2 separate regions of the Homo sapiens genome follow, and region 1 is linked to region 2. A link is a contact called in ENCODE Hi-C or POLR2A ChIA-PET data. All regions are on one chromosome and are shown on one strand. Each heading gives the region's core, a stretch centred on a gene start or an enhancer-like site at or near the end of the contact. The rest is flanking DNA. Distances are from core to core; before and after follow the strand shown.

What was found. A loop is a pair of places that touch in the nucleus more often than their neighbours do. ChIA-PET counts read pairs that join two places held with the same protein, here RNA polymerase II (POLR2A). Pooled maps may share reads with other maps.
Region 1: a pooled map shows a loop between it and region 2 (3-fold over the local background). The contact joins the promoter of SLCO4A1 here to the enhancer-like site in region 2. A Hi-C loop is called at or near these places in 2 of 168 maps with a recorded cell type or tissue (heart left ventricle and transverse colon) and 2 of 50 pooled maps. POLR2A ChIA-PET finds 5 or more read pairs at or near these places in 1 of 52 experiments (MCF 10A).

The regions. Positions count from the first base shown.
Region 1 is chr20:62,641,061-62,645,373 of GRCh38, forward strand. It overlaps SLCO4A1 (solute carrier organic anion transporter family member 4A1), which reads left to right and starts at 1,443. Exons shown (of 12, transcript NM_016354.4): 1 at 1,443-1,493. LOC124904949 (a long non-coding RNA gene) reads right to left here and starts at 1,277. Exons shown (of 2, transcript XR_007067711.1): 1 at 593-1,277; 2 at 1-286. RefSeq lists a silencer at 931-1,880.
Region 2 is chr20:62,568,601-62,572,437 of GRCh38, forward strand. MIR1-1HG (MIR1-1 host gene) reads left to right here. Exons shown (of 4, transcript NR_171007.1): 4 at 1,844-2,164. Among named protein-coding and RNA genes, the nearest start is that of MIR133A2, 5.6 kb to the left of the region's middle. RefSeq lists enhancers at 704-1,205, 3,508-3,637 and a silencer at 3,228-3,317. Within about 2 kb of position 2,016, at least 2 of the 41 ENCODE cell types and tissues checked have a DNase peak (open chromatin) inside an H3K27ac peak, as active enhancers do.

The DNA.
Region 1 (4,313 bases), core at 193-2,692, 72 kb after region 2:
ACAGGAGAAATACTTCTGGGTGTGCACCTTCCACTCCTGGCAGGGCCGTGAGCCCCTGTGGCAGTGCCTCACCCTCTGGGAGGGACCCTCTCCATCTGGGAACAATGTGGGTACTTTTTTCTCTTAAAGGGCAGTGTCAGGAATGAAAGCAGATACCCAAAAGCAGTGGGTCTCGTGGCCTCGTGTCTGCTTCCAGAAGTGGAGGGCGGCCTGGGACGGCGGGAGCCCTGAGGACACCACCGGGGGGGTCCCGGGACCTGATACGAGTGGGCAGGAGCCCCAAGCCCTGGAGGAAGGAAAACCATTTCATAAATAACTGCATGGGGTTGTGGGCCTTTTCTCACAAGCCGCAGCACCTCCTTCGTCTCTCCACGGTGAACCCGCCCGCCACGCTATGCCACCAGGCCAGGTCCTGCAGCACCGCCTCCGTGGCTAGGACTTCCTCACCAGCCTGGGGCCGTGAGGTGGTCATTTCCCCCCTTACCTGACTTATCTCAGGATTCACACACACACACTTGACTTTCGGAAACTTCTTTTAAATTAATTTCACTGACACTAAAAGGGAAGCTTTGTGGAGTGTGATTGTGGTTACCTGTTAATACTTGGCAACAATTATGAGCCCTGATATGAGCCAACTTCTTCCGTCTTATCCCCTTTGAGGACGCTCTGTTATCGCCCCCATTTTGCAAACGAGGAAACTGAGGCTCGGAGGCCTGGAGCAATGTGTTCCAGGACAGACGGCAGGAAGCCGGGGTAGGAATTCCAACAGGGAGTTCCCTCTGTGGAAGGGAACGTGGCTGGCACCTCCCTGCCTTCCACCCTCAGAGCTAGTGTGAAAAAGAAGACGGGGTTATGGAAAAGGCAACGGGCTGGAGATTCCCCGGATTCCCAGGCTAGGGCGCCGGTCTCACTGTGCGCGCAGGTGGGGCGCGTGCCAGAACAGGGCCTGGGGGTCAGGCCGAGACCGGCGGGCACCTTCACCAGGGCCGCCCGTGGCGTTCCCCCAGCCCCTCTGCCGCGGGCCCCACGTGGCCCCGACCCTGCGGCAGCCTTTCGGAAGGGCGGAGCTGAAAAACGGCCGCTTGGCTCCACTCGGCCCCACAGCGCCCAGGAGCGAATCCCGAGTCCGTTCGGAACCGCCTCGCCGCGTGGCCTGGGGCGGCGTCGCCACCGCGCGTTCTCGGCCTCCCGGCTGCGGCAGCGATGCCGGTCCTTGGAGCTGGAGCGGGGAGTCCAGGAGGCGGCAGCGCTCCGGAGAGAGACGCCCTGGTCCCCCGCCGCGCGTTCCCGCCTCTGTGCCCTGGGGGGGAGGAGGGGGCGGTCGCCGCTGCCATTGGCCGTGGGGGGTGAGGCGGGCCCCGCGCAGGAAACCCCGCCCCTCCCTCTGCGGCGGGGGCGGCCCCAGCGGATGAATGAAGCGGCGCGTGGCTGCCGGGGAGGCCAGAGCGTGGAGCGCTGCGCGGCGCGGCGGCCGGGCCCTCGAGACGGGGACGGTGAGTGCGCGGGGAGCGGGGAGCTGGCGCGGGTGCACAGGGCCCGACCTGCTGGCGTAGGAGCGCGGCAGGTGCCGCCATCGTGGGCAGGGGCTGGAGCGCCGGGGGGATGCGCGCGGGGGCGGGAGGCCTGGGCACCGGCCGAGCGCCCCGAGCCTCTCCGCGGGGGAGGGCAGGACCGAGCGGAATCGGAGGCCAAATTCGCCGCTTCCCGCCGCCGGCTGCGCAGGTAGGAGCTCCCGAGTCGCCCGCAGGAGGACCGAGGCGAAGGGGCCCCACGCTGCAGCGGGTGCCGGGGGGAAGCGGGTGAGCAGGGGCTGCGGCCCTGGCAGGGACTGTCGGAGTGGCCGGGGCAGGTGACCTGGGCAGGTGGCCCGGAGCGCGCGCAGGCGCAGGCCCCACAGATCCAGCTGGGGACGAACGCGCCTCCGCGGAGCTCCAGAGTTGCGGAGTCACCCACCTGCGGCGGCCGCTGCTGCCGAGTCAAGGAGGAAACCTTCATGCACGGAAGTTTCTCGGGGGCGGCCGGGCTTTGTTCGCGCCAGAGGCGCTCGAGACATCTCCGGGAGGGGAGCGCGGGCGGAGCGCACAGGGCTAGTTTCCAGCAGCGGCGGCGCCCCTTTCCCTGCCCCACCACGCGACGTCCTGGCCGTGGCTTGGGGGGACCCGGGCGCCCTCCAGGTGCAGGCAGAGGGTCGGGTGCCCTCGCGTTGCTGTTGGGCTCCCCTGACCAGGGAGGATGGAAAGGAAGGAGCAGGCAGGCTTAGCTGCCCTAGACCGGCCCTAGACCGGGAACCTGGAAGCAGATCTGACTTCCACTTCCAAGGGAGAAACCGCCTCCCGCACTGGCGCCCCGAGGGGAGAGAGAAGCCCAGCTAGGTTTCCGCGTGGTCCGCGTGGTTGGTGAACCCTCAGGCTGGGGGGTGCCCCGCTTGGCGTGCAAGGCCCTCTTTGGAGCTGCCGTGGGACCTGGCTATGCGTCCTGTTTCTGTCTGGAGGCGGCTGGAACGCGGTAGTTTTCCACATCCATGCAACCAGCTTGTCAGCTGCTGCTCCTCAGCTGTGGTTTTTGGAACTTGGGTTACCTCCATCTAATCAGAAACTGGCTCTGCAGAGCCCGGTGTCAGCGACGTTTTCATTCCCAGCAGCGGGAGCAAATGGATCTCAGAGGACAGCTCCTTGGCCTTAGCCGGCTCCGCTTGTGAATCTGGTAATAATGACAAGGACAGTGACAGCAGGGGTTAGGTGTTGAGTGCTGGAATGTGCCGGGCATGGTACCCCTGCTTTGAGCATCGTCTCATTCAGTCCCTAGCAACCCCACGAGGTGGCCATTATCACTCCCACTTTATAGATGAGTAAACTGAGGCACCAAGAGGTTAAGTGATTGACTCTAGGCCACACAGCTTGTAAGTGCTGAAGAGGTCTGACTCCAGGTTTGTCTGATCCAGGCTTGGGCTCCTGTTTTACGACTCTGTTCTTAAAGAGGCAAAAGGCGACTGCAGGGTCAGGCCGGAGACCCAGAACAGCGTCCCAAGAGCTGGGCCTGCGGTTACTGGGCCAGAGTGTCTGTTCTGGGTTGTCAGTGATCGCAGGACACCAGTAGGATGTTGCTCGGGCCGAGACCACACAGCCCGACTTCCCTCTGTGCTGCTGGAGGGAGCCAGGGCAGAGGCCGGCCACTCGGTGAGACCTGGACGCTGACCACAGCCAGGCTGCCCTGACCGCCCTCAGCAGGCTGTGTCCTGCCTTCCTGCTGGGCAAGGTCAGCAGGTGGTGCCTGGAAAATTCTTCATGAGGGAGCTTCCCTCCCGAGTGGCCGTGACCTAATCTGTAGCTCACTGGGTGTGGCCCCTAAAGCAGGTGCTGGGCAAGTCCCTCCCATGGTGGAGAGCTGGCTGGGCACGTGGCAGGCAGGGCAGGCTGGGCCAGGTGAAGGGTGGCCAGGTGGATGGACATGCTCTCCTTGCTAGACTAAGCCCAGAGAGGCCGGCTCTCCTCGGGGCTCTGATGGGCCCCTTGGCTTGACCAAGCCCCATTGCAGTTTTGGCTCCAGGTCGGTCTGACTTCCAAATGGCAAAATTTTTCTCAGCCCATTGTAGAATGAAAAGTTAACTCATCGAGCTTAGTATTGTGCCTACAAGGTCTTCGATCCGGATGTCTCCATGAGTGTTAATCCATTTCTGGGGTGGGTACTGCTGAGCCAATATACATTCCTGGCTTCCTGGACTCGTCCACTGGAACGTGTTGGGTCCTGGTGCTCTCCCCAGCAGATGGTTGTAGGTGGTCAGAGATGAGCCACAGAAAAGCCAACGTGCAGCCTGGTGCTGGGGGCAGGAGGGAGCAGGGCCCTTGGAGCTCTGGGAGAGAGCCACGCCAGGCCAGCCCTCCTGCTTCCTCAAGCGGGCTGTGGACAGAGGCCACAAAACGTTCCCTCACGAGCCACATGACTGCCTCATTTGCAAGTGGCAAGGTGCACACTGTTGGCTTTTGGACAAGGACATGGGACAGTCCTCAGACCTTGCTGTTGCCTTCGTTCTGGGACATGGACCACTGTCTGGCCCCCCAGTGAGCTTGCTGAGTGTCAGCTGACTTCAGGCAGGATCTGGGTCTTGCCCACTTGTTGGAATGGGCACGTGGGGATTGCACCCCTTGAACAGGGAGGGAGGTGCCAGTAACTCACATGCTAGGTTAACAGGTTCTGGGTGACTCTGAGCCTTGGCCCTGCCAGGGGTGTGAGGAGGAAACTGGCCCTGCTGCTGGGACAACAGACTCTGGGCGTGTCCTCCTGTGGGCCTCTGCAGAGGAAGCAGACTGGGACTA
Region 2 (3,837 bases), core at 766-3,265:
GAGAATGTGGACCTGAGTGAGCAGTGGACATTGCCAGCTCAGTGACCGAGAGGATGGGTCTAAGTGTCCGGTGCTGTGGGAAAGCCTCTCCCCACCAGGTGCAAAGGTGACAGGAGTTGGCCCATCCCAACCTCGGCTGAGGATCTGCAGATCCTGGGTCCTGTATCACTGTAAGACAAGTCCAAGAGCTCATTAGAAATGCAGATTCCAGGCCCCGTACCCACCCCTACCCCAGTCAGAGCCTCCAGAGCAAGGGCCTGGGAACCTGAATTTTTACCGAGTGTGTTTGGTGAGTCTTATGAACAAGCCACATCAACCTGGTCCTCTTGATGCCTGCTGGCCCCGCACCTGCCCTGCGTACACCTTGCTCAGGTCCCCTCCCTCTCCTCCCTACCCCTCAGCGGGCCATCTCCTCTGGAAAGCCCCCCGGCCTCTCAGCAGTACGTCTCTCTCCTCTATACTCTAGCAGCCGCCATCACACTCGGGACCCTGTTGGCTGCAGTGGGTCACTGTGGAATCTCCCCTCTCCCCGCAGCCTTGGGTGGAGGGTGGGAGGTGTGTGCAGTTTCCCAGATGTCAAGGGATGAAGTAACGTAGTGTGTGTGTGTGCGTCTCCTTGTTCTGGGAGAAAGTGGTGTTGACCACAAACAAGCAGAAAGAAGGTTAAATTCTGCGACCCCAAGCAGCCCCTGGTGAGATGCCAGGCACTTCCTTCCAGACTTTTTTTCCATACGTAGCTCAGTTCATCCCCATCCCACCTCCCACCACACACACTAAGGCAGCGGCCACAGGGCTGATAAACAGCCCTTTCTGCAGAGCAGTGCCTGGGCCCCCTCCTGTATCATCAGTGGCTCTGTCCACCTTCCTGCCCGAGGTCCTGGGGTCAATGCAGTGCCAACACGCCATCCATGACCAATGCGAGCAACCTCACTGCTGTCCACAAATGCTCCTGTGCCAAGCCCTGGGCACAACGTTGTCCAAACTCTGCTGGCTCTGACATGCCTGTGGTTCCATGGCATCACCAAAAACATCCTGACTTCCTTCCTCCTGAGCATGGGATGGAGGCAAAGGCCTGAGCAGCCTCCCGTGGGTCACCCACCACGCCTGCTGCGCCCACCGCACCTGCTGCGCCCACCGCACCTCCTGCACCCACCACACCTGCCGCCCCTGCCGTGGCTCCCGTCCCTCTGCAGGGCCCTACTTCCCTCTCCTCAGCAGCTCGCTCAGGCGCTGTCCATCTCCCACCCCAGCACCCTGTCCCTCCTCAGGTCCTGCTGACCGGGCGGCCTCTGGTCTGCAGCAGGGCACACGGGCCACCAAGCGCTAGGCTGTGGGGTCGCTTGTCGAGGTTGTCTCTCCCAGCCCCTTGCTCCCGTGTCCGTGGCCTGGGACTTCCTCCAGGTGTATTTGTGGAGGAAGCCAGAGAACGGGGGCAGGGTGTGGACAAGCCTCCGAGGGCCTGAACAGGAGGCGGGGTCCCAGGCAGAATGGCCAATGCGGCCTCCCAAGTTTCAGGAACAACCCGTGATCTGGAAGCTTTGGAAACTCTTGAAGACAAGGAGCAATGACCTGGGTTGGACCAAGGATTCCAGATCCCTGCTCTGCTGCCTCCAGTGGGAACACCCACACGCCCTCCCCAGGACCCCTGGGCCGACCACCTGGGTTTGTGTGTTTCAGTCCTGGATCTTGAGCCCTTAGAAGAGACCCTGCTCCCACCCCGGCCACTCCGTCTCCTGCTTCCTCACTTTGTGTCCACTTGTCCCAGCGTGCTGGGGGCGAGGCTGGTGCTCTAGGACAGAATTCTGGTCCTGGCTCCTGCCCTGGGTTTTTTTTTTTCCTGTAGGTCAGCCCTGAAATGTCCATTACTCACAAAGAAAAGGAAAATGCTCATTTGAAAGAAATTCTTCTCTTTGTCAATGCTGAGGCATTCTCTCAGCCCCAGCCCCACAGTGCTCCAGTGTGTGAAGGGCAACAGCTGACGGGGAAGTTCAGCACATCTGTGCTGACCAGGGCTGGAGGCGATGCCAGTCCGTGCAGCTGGGAACGCCTCCTCTGCTATGGCTGGAGCCACTGCTGAAGGGACTCCACCTGGCACCTATGCCACCAATGGCCCCTGAACGGGTATCTAGGCCCACCCTTAATAAAGATGAGCTGCTCATTCCCAGTTTCAGACCTTGTTTATCCTCCCCAGCTCCCCAGTGTGTTCTGGGGGAGATCCCTCCACTGTCAGACAAAAACTTCAGAATGACAGCGGTCATGCCACCGAGCACCAGCAGCATTGGCATGTGCTTCTCCTCGTCAGTGCGCCTCTGGCTCAGTCCAATGCCAAGCACTTACAGCTGGGGAAACACACACAAGCACATACACACCCCATACACTGGCACAGGCTCACATGTGCACACACCCACACATGTGCAAACACACACACGTGCAAACACACACACAGAGGCACATGCACATTCTCACACAGGCACACACAATGCACACATGCACGATGCACACACAGGCACACACGTGCACACCCAGACACATGCTTACACATGCACTTACCTGCACATTCCCACACACGGACATGCAGGCACACCCCTCCACACACACATAAACGCACATGTATGCACAGCTTCTCACAGATACACAAAGCAATGCAGGTACTCATGTATGTATACATGAGTACACATGCATGCACACAGGCACACACATGTGCACAAACATATATATGCACACACCCACACATGCACAACACACACACATAGGCACACATGTGCACACACTCACATGCACACACGCTCCCATCCCCCCACCACACAATCACACAGACGCCTAATGCCTCGCAGCAGGTGAGACCACCCATCAGTAGGATTAGGGGCCAACAGAGGGTTCCGGCAGCAGACGCAGGCAGTTTGGAGAAGGGGCTGGGTGTGAGCTAAGGCAGACAGGGGAGGCTGAGTGAGGGAGGAGGTTGGGTCCCTGAGGTGGGGGAGGGGGATGGGTGGGAGGTGGCTGAGGGAGCTTCCCTGAGAAGCTCAGAATGAGGCAGTCACATGGGGGGTTGTTTGGGCTTTCCCAGGTGAACCCTGTGCTTCCCCCTTCCCTTCCCTCTCCCTCTGTGTTCCCCTCCCCAAAGCTATGGCCCCTCACCACCCCTCTGCCCTGGCACCTCAATGAGACCCTGTGGAAGTTCCTGTAGACAGGAAGTGGGATGGGACCTGTGGGGAGGTGGGGCCTGTGGGGAGGTGGGGCCTGTGAGAAGGCGGGGCCTGTGGGAAGGCGGGGTCTGTGGGAAGGCGGGGTCTGTGGGAAGGTGGGGTCTGTGGGGAGGCGGGGCCTGTGAGAAGGTGGGGCCTGTGGGAAAGTGGGGCCTGTGGGAAGGCGGGGTCTGTGGGGAGGCAGGGCCTGTGGGAAAGTGGGGCCTGTGGGGAGGCAGGGAGCCACGACAGCCTGCCAGCTTTGCCTAACTTTTTATAACAGCTTGATTTTAAAAATGTTTCAAGTCTGTTTCAGTCTGTAGGTCCCTCCTGTTGCTCTCTCTTTTTTTTTTTATAATGTGTCTGCTGAAGGACCAGGTCGTTTGGCCTGGGGTGTGTCATGCATCAGGATTGCTGGTGGCGCCCTCTTGGTGCAGTTCTGCCTGTTCCTCTGTCCTCTGAGCTTCCTGTGTGCTGGTGGCTGGACCCGGAGACTCCTCCCACTCAGGCTGCATCCCTGCAGCAGGAACCCAGGTTCTGTTTTGTCCCCCCATCAGGAGGACACAGGTCAGGGCTGTGCACTCCTGGAATGGTGGCCAGGCTTGCTCTGTGCCTCAAGCCACTAATCCATCAAGGTTGCAAGACGGTGATG